Linked DNA regions of Homo sapiens: region 1 is linked to region 2. The links are chromatin contacts, found by Hi-C or POLR2A ChIA-PET in ENCODE. All regions are on one chromosome and are shown on one strand. Each heading gives the region's core, a stretch centred on a gene start or an enhancer-like site at or near the end of the contact. The rest is flanking DNA. Distances are from core to core; before and after follow the strand shown.

Evidence for each region. A loop is a pair of places that touch in the nucleus more often than their neighbours do. ChIA-PET counts read pairs that join two places held with the same protein, here RNA polymerase II (POLR2A). Pooled maps may share reads with other maps.
Region 1: a map of transverse colon shows a loop between it and region 2 (8-fold over the local background). The contact joins the enhancer-like site here to the promoter of LINC00184 in region 2. A Hi-C loop is called at or near these places in 25 of 168 maps with a recorded cell type or tissue (B cell, Caco-2, PC-3 and 16 more), 5 of 37 single-sample maps with no recorded cell type and 7 of 50 pooled maps. POLR2A ChIA-PET finds 5 or more read pairs at or near these places in 6 of 52 experiments (BJ, HepG2, K562 and 3 more).

The regions. Positions count from the first base shown.
Region 1 is chr1:234,663,628-234,669,316 of GRCh38, reverse strand. No RefSeq gene overlaps it. Among named protein-coding and RNA genes, the nearest start is that of LINC00184, 37 kb to the right of the region's middle. Within about 2 kb of position 2,441, at least 2 of the 41 ENCODE cell types and tissues checked have a DNase peak (open chromatin) inside an H3K27ac peak, as active enhancers do.
Region 2 is chr1:234,627,421-234,632,834 of GRCh38, reverse strand. It overlaps LINC00184 (long intergenic non-protein coding RNA 184), which reads right to left and starts at 3,524. Exons shown (of 2, transcript NR_033927.1): 1 at 3,088-3,524.

The DNA of each region.
Region 1 (5,689 bases), core at 1,192-3,691, 38 kb before region 2:
TAAAAAAACAAAAAATATTGAAGAAGTAATTTTTCAAAAAATAGAGGTATAGCACGTTTAATTATGGATTAAGAGGCCGATAAATAATTTTGTGGTGATTCTGAAGAGACTATCTGGGCACTTTCAAAAGCTTTAGAGTTGATAAACTGTTCTTATTATGTCTAATTTAATATTCAAAATTTATGACCATTCATTCATTCATCAAACATAACTTAGATATCTACAATAGGTATTGTGCTAGCCGCTGGAGATTTCAATGTAATGAAACAGTTCCTAACTTAAAGAAAAGCAGCACTTGAAATTTTACTAATGCATTCAGTCATTTACTTAACAGATACTGAATGTTTGCTACCGTGAGTCTATTATTCCTATGCGTATCAACTCCCAGGAAGCATGTGTAGCTCGCTGATGGAATACAGAGAAATATTCCTGAGAGAATACCAAAAATAGTCCGTTTGTGCTACTAAAACAAAATGGCTGAGACCGAGTAGCTAGCTTATAAAGAACAGAAAGCTATTTTCTCACAGTTCTGGAGGCTGGGAAGTCCAAGATAAAAGCACCAACGGGTTTGGTTGTCTGGCAAAGGCTTCTCTCTGTTTCCAAGATGGTGCCTTGTTGCTGTGTCCTCCAGAGGGAAGGAATGCTGTGTCTTCACATGGCAGAAGGCTGAAGGGCAAGTGAGCTAACACTGTGTGAAGCTTATTTTATAAGGACCTTAATCCCATTCAAGAGGGAGGAGCCTGCATGTCCTAATCACCTCTTAGAGCCCTCATCTCTCAATACTGTCACATTGGCAACACCTGAATTTTGGAAGGGATACATTTAAACCATAGGAATACCTGTATATTACCCCAAGACCAATACTGGGTGACAAGTTTGCAGTCATTCACAGACATGAGCAAAGCAAAAAATGTGAGTCACCTAACCTGCGGGTTGCTAGCTGAGGTCAAAGTGACATGCTCTCTTCTTGTTTCAGCTCTCTTACTATAAACAAGTGACCTTTTTGTGGTCTATTTAGTGCCATCTTATTTTACATTTTTCTTGGCTCTTTGTTGGTGATTTTGTTGCTTAAAATGTCCACTTTTCCTGCCCCCACTACAGACTAGTACTGAAGTGCTGTCCAGTGTTCATAAGCACGGGAAGGCCAGAAAGTGCCTTATGTAGAAAATATGTATGTCAGATAAGTTTTGCTCAGGCATGAGTTATTGTGCTGTTAGCCATGAATTCAATGTTAATGAGTCAACAATATATATTAAATGAGGTGTCTTTACACAGAAATACACATAAAACAAAGTTATGTACTGATGGGTGATCAGAGGCTCATAGGAACCTAACCCTGTGTTTCCCCTAGGAGCAATGCTTCAGTATTCCAGAATTCAGGGTTTGAAGCAACTTTATAGAACACAGCTATTGTGAATAATGAAAACCAGCTTTGTTTTTTACATATTTCCCTAGCTGCTATGTGGAAAATGAACTGCAGTGGTGCAAAGGAGGTGGCAGAGAGGTCAATTAGAATGCTTTTGCAGGAGCCCAGCCCAGGAGCTTGCACTCAAGGGGTAGTTATGCTGATGGAAAGAAGAGAAGAGGGAGTAGAATGGTTTTTAGTTGGAAAGGACAGAGTTCCTGTCTGCCTAACCAAAGCAGGCTCTCAGTCATTCTTGCATTGCTGTATTTAAAATTCCTGAATAGCTTTTCACTATCTGACATAGTCCTTATTTATTTATTTATTTATTTTTATTTCTGTTTTCCTCTGCTAGGATGGAAGCCACGTGAGAGCACGTGCCTTATCTGTTTTCTTCATTCCCGTACCTCCAGTGCCTAAAGCCTAAGCTGGCCTAGAGAAGCACTCAATAAACATCTACTAAATGCATGGGCTTGCCAAAGGGATGGAGCAGAGGTTGAGGAAGGAGAGTAATTAACAGTACTAGGAATGTGAGGAATAGGAGATAGAGTGTAAATTAAGATCCTTTTGGTTAACTTCTGGAATATTCCAATCTCACAGAGAATTTTCCTATAAGAAAGTACAGGCTAGAGGGGTTCATATATGGAGAATTTAAATCTCCCCATGAGAACTCAAGAATGCTTTTAAATTTCTGCATAGAAATGGCCATTGATTCATTCATGTCTCATGTTAAGACCTTGCCATACAAGAAGAAATTACATGGATGGTATCTTAGTTGGCTTGGGCTGCCATAACAAAATGCCACAAATTGGGTGGAATAAACAGCAGAAATTTATTTTCTCACAGTTCTTGAGGCTGGAAGTCCAAGATCAAGGTGACAGCAGGTTTGGTTTCTCCCAAGGCCTCTCTTCTTGGCTTGCGGATGGCATCTTCTCACAGTGTGCTCACATGGCCATTGTGTGCGTGGAAAGAGAGTGAGCTCTGGTGTCTCTTCCTCTTCTTAGAAGGATACCAGTCACGTTTGAACTAGAGCCAATCCATATGACCTTACTTAACCGTCATGACTGCTTTACATGCCCTATTTCTATATACAGTCACATTCTGAGGTGTACTGGGGTCAGGACTTTAACAAGTGAATCTGAGAGGGACACAGTTCAGTCCATAACAGACAGCCTTAAGAAGAGCCAGCGCTGTCGCTAGGTTGTTTACCCAGATGGAGATGCAACCGTGAAGCAAGAGCCATTTGCAAATGGTACTCCCAGACCAGCCTCGGCCAAGCCCAAGGGCAGGTTTGACGCCATCCAGGAGCCAGAGTCCCAACACCAGGCTCCTACAAAGTGTAAATAAGCATCCTCTGAATGCTGGTTGCTTACTTGGAGATATTTTTAAGTGTTCCCAGTCTTTGAAAAAGGAACTAAATGTTCCCCCTGCCTCAGCTCCCTGCTGCCTAAGAAGCATGTGATGGAAAAACCAGGCTGGGCTAGGGACAGAGTGGGAGCAAGCGAGCTCTCAGGTCCTCACGTTGATTTATGTTGTGGTTAGTGGTTGTAGTGATTGGGCTTCTCAGAGGTGATTGGTATGATCTGGAGGTTGGCGTTGTTAAGGAGAGGTTTCGGTGATGAGCACAGAAAATAGAAAATTACTGTAAATAAGGTGGTATTTAGCTGTTTTTAATTTTATACAGCTCATTATACCATGGTCAAATGAAAACCTTGACATTTGGGGCAGGAAGCATGTGGCTAGTGGGGGTGAGTGGACTCCAGTCCTGGCTGCTGCAGAGTGAAAGTCTTTCAAGATCCTCACAGAAGCAAGCTGCACAAAAGGGAGCTTTAGAAATCAACACTGGCGATTTCGTCTTCCAGATAGAGTTCTGTACTCTATAGATTCCTTACTCTGCTAGTCAGTACAGAGACAGGAATGGGGGCACTGGGGGATGAGGGGGTGGACTGCCGCAACACACCAGGCACAGGCAATGATATTCTCATTAGATCAAGCCAGTGGAACACATTGTCCTCACTCTGAGGCCCTTGGTCATGGAAGTCAGATGAACACAAAGCCTCAACATCGCTAAGGCCAGGCTACACTATTAAGGCAAAGGCCTAGCTGTTCTCCAGACAGCTTAGGAAAAGGCAAAATGTTTTCCTGGGTTACTCCTTGCCTGGCTGGATAAAGCAGTCACCCAATGACTGAACTGCAAGAAATTGTGAGTCTTTGGTACATCATCTACATTCAGGTCAAAAGAACTTTGAACGTAATGTTTGTCTCTGCAATAAAATCCCACTGTGATTCTATCTTCTCTTTGAAAACCATGAAGTTGAAAGAATATAATATAGCGAGATCAGAGTATGGCACAGTGGTTAAAAGAATGGACTTTGGAGGCGGGTGATCTGAGTTCTAATCCAGCCTCTGACACTGACTGGTTGTGTGACTGTGGACAAGCGAGGTATCCTTTCTGTGCATAATGATGGTATCTTCCTCCTGAAAGTGTTGTGAGAAATACATATACAAGGGCTGGGGACAGTGGTAGGCATATGGGACAAAGGAAACCTGTTATCATGTGTACTGAACAAAGGCTCCTTTGGAAATTTCACTGGGTTAAAGGAGAGAGAAAGAGAGCCAAGGAGAGAGAGAAACAGAGAGAGAGACACACACACAGAGATAGAGAAAAAGAAAGTATGTGTGTGTGAGAGAGAGACATAGAGAGAGACGCAGGGTTGCGGGGGAGAGAGAGACACAGGGTTGCGGGGGAGAGAGAGAGAGACAGGCTGTGTGTACCTATTAGGTAGGAAGCAAAGGAAGAACAAACTGGTTCTTATGAAGCCTCACTGGAAACACTCCATACCAGTGGTCCCCACCTTTTTGGCACCAGGGACTGGTTTCGTGGAAAATAATTTTTCCACGGTTGGGGGGTGGAATGGTTTCGGGATGATTCAAGTGCATTACATTTATTGTGCACTTTATTTCTATTATTATTACATTGTAATATATAAGGAAATAATTATACAACTCACCATAGTATAGAATCAGTGGGAATCCTCACTCAGCTTGTTTTCCTGCAACTAGATGGTCCCATCTGGGGGTGACGGGAGACAGTGACAGATCGTCAGGCATTAGATTCTCATAAGGAGCAACCTAGATCCCTCGCATGTGCAGTTCACAATAGGGTTCAAGCTCCTATGAGAATCTAATGCTGCAGCAGTTCTGACAGGAGGCAGAGCTCAGGCAGTAATGGGAGTGATGGGGAGCGGCTGTAAAAACAGATGAAGCTTTGCTTGCTTGCCTGCTGTTCACCTCCTGCTATGTGGCTTTGTTCCTAACAGGCCATGGACCTACAGGTATTTTAGAGCAGGGTTGGGAACTCCTGCTTTTTAATATTATTTTATTTTATTTTATTTTTTTGAGACAGAGTCTTGCTATGTCACCAGGCTGGAGTGCAGTGGCACAATCTCAGCTCACTGCAACCTCCGCCTCCCAGGTTCAAGCGATCCTCCTGCCTCAGCCTCCCGAGTAGCTGTGATTAGCACCTGCCACCACGCCCGGCTAATTTTTGTATTTTTAGTAGAGACGGGGTTTCACCATGTTGGCCAAGATGGTCTCGATCTCCTGACCTCGTAATCCGCCCTCCTCGGCCTCCCAAAGTGCTGGGATTACAGGCGTCAGCCTCCCAAAGTGCTACAGGCATGAGCCACCGCGCCCGGCCCTGCTCTTTAATATTAAAACTCCTCCCAAATGTGGGCCAGTGGCTTAGTTGATACACCATACATTTTTTCCCCCTCTAAATGGAATGTGTTATAGTCCCCTCTTTCTGAGCCTCTATGGCCTTGAAAAATCCAGGAAACACCTTTATCTGCTTGGGCCCAGTCTCGCCTTCCCTTCCTCTTCATCTTGACAAGTGTCCCTGCCTTGGAGTCATCAGCCGCCAGTCCCTCGCCCCTTGGAGTGAGGCCTCCATCACCAGAAATCCTTCCTCTGCCCAGCAGGTGACTTGAAACCTCTGAGAGTTTAGGCCTTAGAGATATTCTCTGGTGTATGTCTTAAAAAGAAACTTGCTGATTTGAAAGAAAATGTCTATTCATGACCCTGGAAATGAAGGGAGGCAGTAAGAAGAGAACTAGGAACTATAAGAAAGAAGGAAAGAGGCCGGGCGCGGTGGCTCATGCCTGTAGCACTTTGGGAGGCTGAGGCGGGCAGATCACCTGAGGTCAGGAGTTCGAGACCAGCCTGCCAACATGGTGAAACCCCGTCTCTACTAGAAATACAAAAATTAGCCAGGTGTGGTGGTGGGCG
Region 2 (5,414 bases), core at 2,275-4,774:
CAAGTTGTAAGAGCTCCTTTGGGGAGGAATGGCCATCTTTCTTCCAATTACAGAAAATTTTGTAGCAAACTAATTTAAAAAAATCTTTATATCCTAATTCATTTAGTAACCAATTAAGTGTATAGTCAAGATTCTTAGTTTCAAGTGATGAAACTCAAATAAGGGCAATATATTTGTTTATGTACCTGAAAATGCTCAGGCTAAACACAGTGGCTCATGCATGTAATTCAGTTACTTTGGGAGACCAAGGTGGGAAGATCACTTGAGGCCAGGAGTTCAAGACCAGCCTGGGCAACATAACATGACCTCATCTCTACAAAAAAAAAAAAAAAAAAAAAAATCACTGGGCACAGTGGCACATGCCTGTAGTCCCAGCTACTTGGGAGGCTGAGGAAGGAGAATCATTTGAGACTAGGAGTTGAGGCTGCAGTGAGCCATGATTGCACCAATGCACTCCAGCTTAGGCAACAGAACAAGACCCTGTCTCTAAAAAAAAGAAAAAAAAAAGTTCAAGGGTGGTTCCAGATCCTTGAAAAATGTCTTCAGGAATATTCTCCAGGCTTTAGCTTTGCCTTCTTCTCTCTTGATTTCATTCTCAAGCAGGCAATCACTATTTTTTTGACAAGATGTCCACCAGAAGCTCCAGGCTAATTTTCTATTGGTTTAACCACCCCAGAAGAGAATTTATCCTTTCCAATACTTCTAGCATAACCCCTGTGGCTGACAATGTTGGTTCTGATAAGCTCAGCATGTAACATATACTCATTCTTGAATCACCAGCATGGTTAAAATTCTCATTGGCCAGACTTGGACCACATGCCCCACCCCTGGGGTTAGGGGTAAGAGTCAACCCCACCAGAAAACAAAGACTGAGAGTCAGGGAGGGGTGGTTCTTTAAAAGAAAACTAGGGTCTTGGTATCACAGGAGGAAGTGGATGTTGATCAAGCCAAAGTCCCAGATGCCCATGACACTATACAAAAAGAATGTACATTGTTCTGAGATGCTGATTAAGAAATACAAATCAACCTCCGCTTTTGAAAGTAGTTTTAAAAGAGGTCAACTTTCAGTGTCTTTCATGGAATTTCTGATTACTTTGAGCTAGTAATCAAGTCAACAATAAATTCTTTGTTTCTCTTGCAAACCCACATTGTCTAGGAACATTTCCTATTAATATCTATTTTAGAGTATCACATGAGTCTTGAGTCCTTCTTTCAGGAATAAAGGTAACAAACTGACAGAGATAAAAAACAAACAAAAAAAAGTGGTGGGGTAATTTTAAAATTTTTATGTCATAATTTTCTTCAGCAGGAAATTCTATTTGGCTGAGTGATTTTTGAACAGAGAGCAAATAATCATTTAGATATTTTTTTCTCTCTCTTTTTTTGAGACAGAGTCTTGTTCTATTGTCTAGGCTGGAGTGCAGTGGCGTGATCTCGGCTCACTGCAAGTTCCACCTCCCGGGTTCACGCCATTGTGCTGCCTTAACCTCCTGAGTAGCTGGAACTACAGGTGCCTGACACCATGCCTGGCTAATTTTTTGTATTTTTAGTAGAGATGGGTTTTCACCGTGTTAGCCAGGATGGTCTCGATCTCATGACCTTGTGATCTGCCCACCTTGGCCTCCCAAAGTGCTGGGATTACAGGCGTGAGCCACCGCGACTGGCCTAGATTTTTTTAAAAAGATAAAAAGCAATCACTATGTTTAGTACATGTAATGAAAAAAATATGAAAGAAACTCTCTCATGGGCTAGATACTGCCATTTTCTGGGACGGCACTATAATGTCTATCTCCAGTTCTAATTTTCTTTTTCACCTCAAAATTTTAGTATTCACTGTGACTTATATTTGATTTGTTGGATTCTTAATAATGGCTAAATTTAATTCCACTTTTTCTCTCTTTATAATCAGGGCCAGATTTTTAAAAAGAAATCCACACACTATAAATCCAAAAACCAAGTTATATTAAAAGTCAGATTTTCGACTGCATGGAGGGTCAGCGCCCCCAACTCCTGCAGTAGTCACAGGTCAACTATATATGTGTACACATGCACATACATCTAGTGTTTATGTATATTCAAATGTACATACATGTTTGCTGTATTTTTCATAATGTAATGAGTGCTTCCTATGCAGCAGGCACTGCGTTGTACTGGAGACCATCTTTGCCTCACAGAGCTTACATTTTAGTTGGGGAGATAGTGACAAACAAATGAATAAATACATCAACCAGATGATTAAAGACTGTGATCAGAGCCATGTAGGAAGTAAACACGGTGGTGAGACAGACGAAAGCTGGGAGAGCCCATTGTAGGTGGGAGGTCAGAGAACCTCCCTGAAAAGGTAACATCTTCAGTAGGGCCTCATGGAGGTGAATGATCAGTCACTACAGCAGAACAGAAGGCAGGCCAGTGTAATTGTGGTGGGGTCATTGGGGTAGGCAGGAGACAAATCAAGCAGGGCTTCATAAACCATGGTAGAAATATAAATTCAATTCTAAGGTAAACTGGAAGTCAGGAAGGGATTCATAGCCAAGAAGTGGCATAACTTGATTCAAATCTTAAAATGGTCACTTTTGCTCCTATAGAAAGAACGTGTGTCTCTATGAGAAATAAAATAGAGGCTTAAACAAGAGATTCCTCCAATATAAAAGCACTGTGGATGGGGTTAAGAGTCCCAGATGGGCCCAACAGCTCCACATCCATCAGAAACCTAGTCTTCTCTATCACCCTACCCCATTGTCTTAGAAAATGGTTTCCATTCACAGAAGTGCAAGATGGCCAGAGCAATTCCTGACATTTTGTCTGAGTGCTGAACTATAAAAGAAAGGGAACAAAAGACAACAGAAGTTTTCCCATCCCGTCCAAATCAGCTTCCTTGAAGCATCCTGTTTCAAAGTCACACAAAACACTTCTGCTTACATCTCATTGGCCAGAATTTAGTTACATGGTTACACTTAGCAGGGGAGGTGAGGAAACATGGTCTCTCACTTATGATGTCTACATCAGTAAGATACTTACAGCTATCAGAACAAGCAATCAAAATACGCTTAATGGCTCAAACATGATACAGGATTACTTCTCACTCACATGAAGTCCAAAATGATGTTCTGGATTGGCAGGTGGTTTTCCTCCAAGCAAGGATCTAAGGACCCAGGTTTCTTCTATCTTGTGCCTCTTTCACCTTCAACACTTGTCTTCCAAGATCTTGTTACTTAACTGCATTAAGCTGTGGAAAGATAAAGAGTATAGAGAACCATTGTGAGTTTCTGTAGGCCAGGACTACAGAAGTGTGAGTAGAAGGGACACATCACTTCCACTCACTAACGGCCAGAACTCAAACACACAGCTGCATATAACTGCAAGGGAGGCTGAGAAATGGCATCTGGTTGTGCCCAAGAAGAAGACCTGGGCTCATGACATGACCAGCCAGCAGCCTCTACCACTGGGGAAATGAGTCCAGCCAAAAACTAGGGTTCTGTTACAAAGAAAGAACCTTGGGAGATAGGTGGCAGTTTGTGTCACACGAGGCGACAGTGGAAACAGAAGACCAGTTCCACTAAAGAGCTAGCAAGCAAATAAATACTTGCCATCTGCCAGCAATGAGAGGGCACACTCAGAACCAGAAGATGACATAGTTCTACTGCAGATTCTGTTTCGCAATGACGCTCCTGCAAAAATATCTCAAGGATTTGCCTTCAGCCTACAAAACATTCTCAAAATGAAATTGCTATGATTAGTCAATTTAATTTTTATTTATTATTTGATTTTATTAATATTATAGAAAGCTTTTTAACAGTCTAGATGTGCTCCATAATCAGATATTGAGGCTTTACAGGTTTGGCCATACAGAGAGAAATATAGTATTAGTGACATAACATTGCTGCAAACCCAACTGAAGAAATTCCTGGTTGTGAGCTTTTACATATAATGTGTTCATTTTGAAATAATACTTTTATGTTCCAAATTTCTGTTTCCATTGATCATTTATTAATTTGTTTTTTTTATCTTGAGTTTTATTTAATCTACAAAATATACTACTGCAAGAGAGAAGGGTACTGGCTGGGGGAGTACCCAATGCTCACAACCATTCTCACTCAAATAATTAATATCTGGTGAACATTTACTATGATGTTCTAGGACAGCTTAGTGGGTCCAGCATAAGTGTAGATCCTGGAAAGGATAGACCAGCAGGCCTTAAAAATATAAAGGAGAGAATAAACAAACATAATGACACTAGGAGGAGAATGAGTAGATTTCAACATATGTGAATCAATCAGAAAGTAGAGTTAATTTAGTTAAGTGGTCAAGAGCACAATATTTGAATTATGTCGGACCTATATTCAAATTCTCAGTCAGCCACTTTCAAACTATGTAAAACTGGAGAAGTCACTTAACCCCTCTGAGCCTCACTTTCCTCATCTGTAAAAAACGGAGGATAATAACAACCTCATAAAGTGCCCAGTATAGTCAACGCCTGGATCATACTATAGTAAACACATGAAAAATCATGGCGATGATTAATAACCAAGGGGTTAGCATGACTAGTCCAGCCAGGGCTCGATGCCAGCTGCAGCTGAGTGGTAAGAAGATAGATCTTCTGTAAAGATCTTTGCAGAAACTCAAACAAGTCAGACTGGAGAGCATGCGTGACACAGTCAGGAAATCTCATGTCACATGTTTAAGTCCTAAATGTTTGACAATGTCTCTAAGCTTCCCAGGAGTTCAGAGGAAAAAGACTTGTGATAGAAGGGAGACCTGGGCTTCATGGATTGGAAGTTGACCTGAGCTTTGAAAGCTGTATAGGGTTGGAATAGGTAATAGAGGACCATTTAAGGTGTCTGTGCCTGGGACAGAGTAGTTACCCCAAAAATGGAGTAAATGAATGAAAGAAAGAGCAGACACAAAAGACTAAGACAGCAAGTCTAGTTCGTGAGTGAAGGGACTCCTTAATCATCACCTCTGGTGGGTGTTAATGTGTTGGGAGATGCATTGTCCACAGTGGGAGGAACCACGTGAGCAGAGCTTTCTAAACTGGGTGAGGAGTTTGGGTTGAAGTGCGGAGGAATTATGGAGCAGAGGAGGAAAATGATGAAAGCAGTACAAAGATCAATTCGGGGAGGGTCAGGAATGTATCGCACAAGGAAGCTGGAATGCAGAGAAGTCAGTCAGGAGTCTGCATGTGGAACTCGATGAGAAGTAAGGATGCTTGGCTGAGGGACTGGCAGTGAGACTTCAATAGGGATGGCAGTGGGCATGGGACCAGAGGCTCAATCAGGTCCTCAGATAAGGGGATGAAGAAGGAGACAAGCTTGTGGTTGGTTCATTAATGACTACAGAGTTAGCAGGAACTCTAATAGACAGGAAAATTGAAGAGAGAAAACCGAAGAGCAGGGGAAGATGGTGAGCTCAGTGAT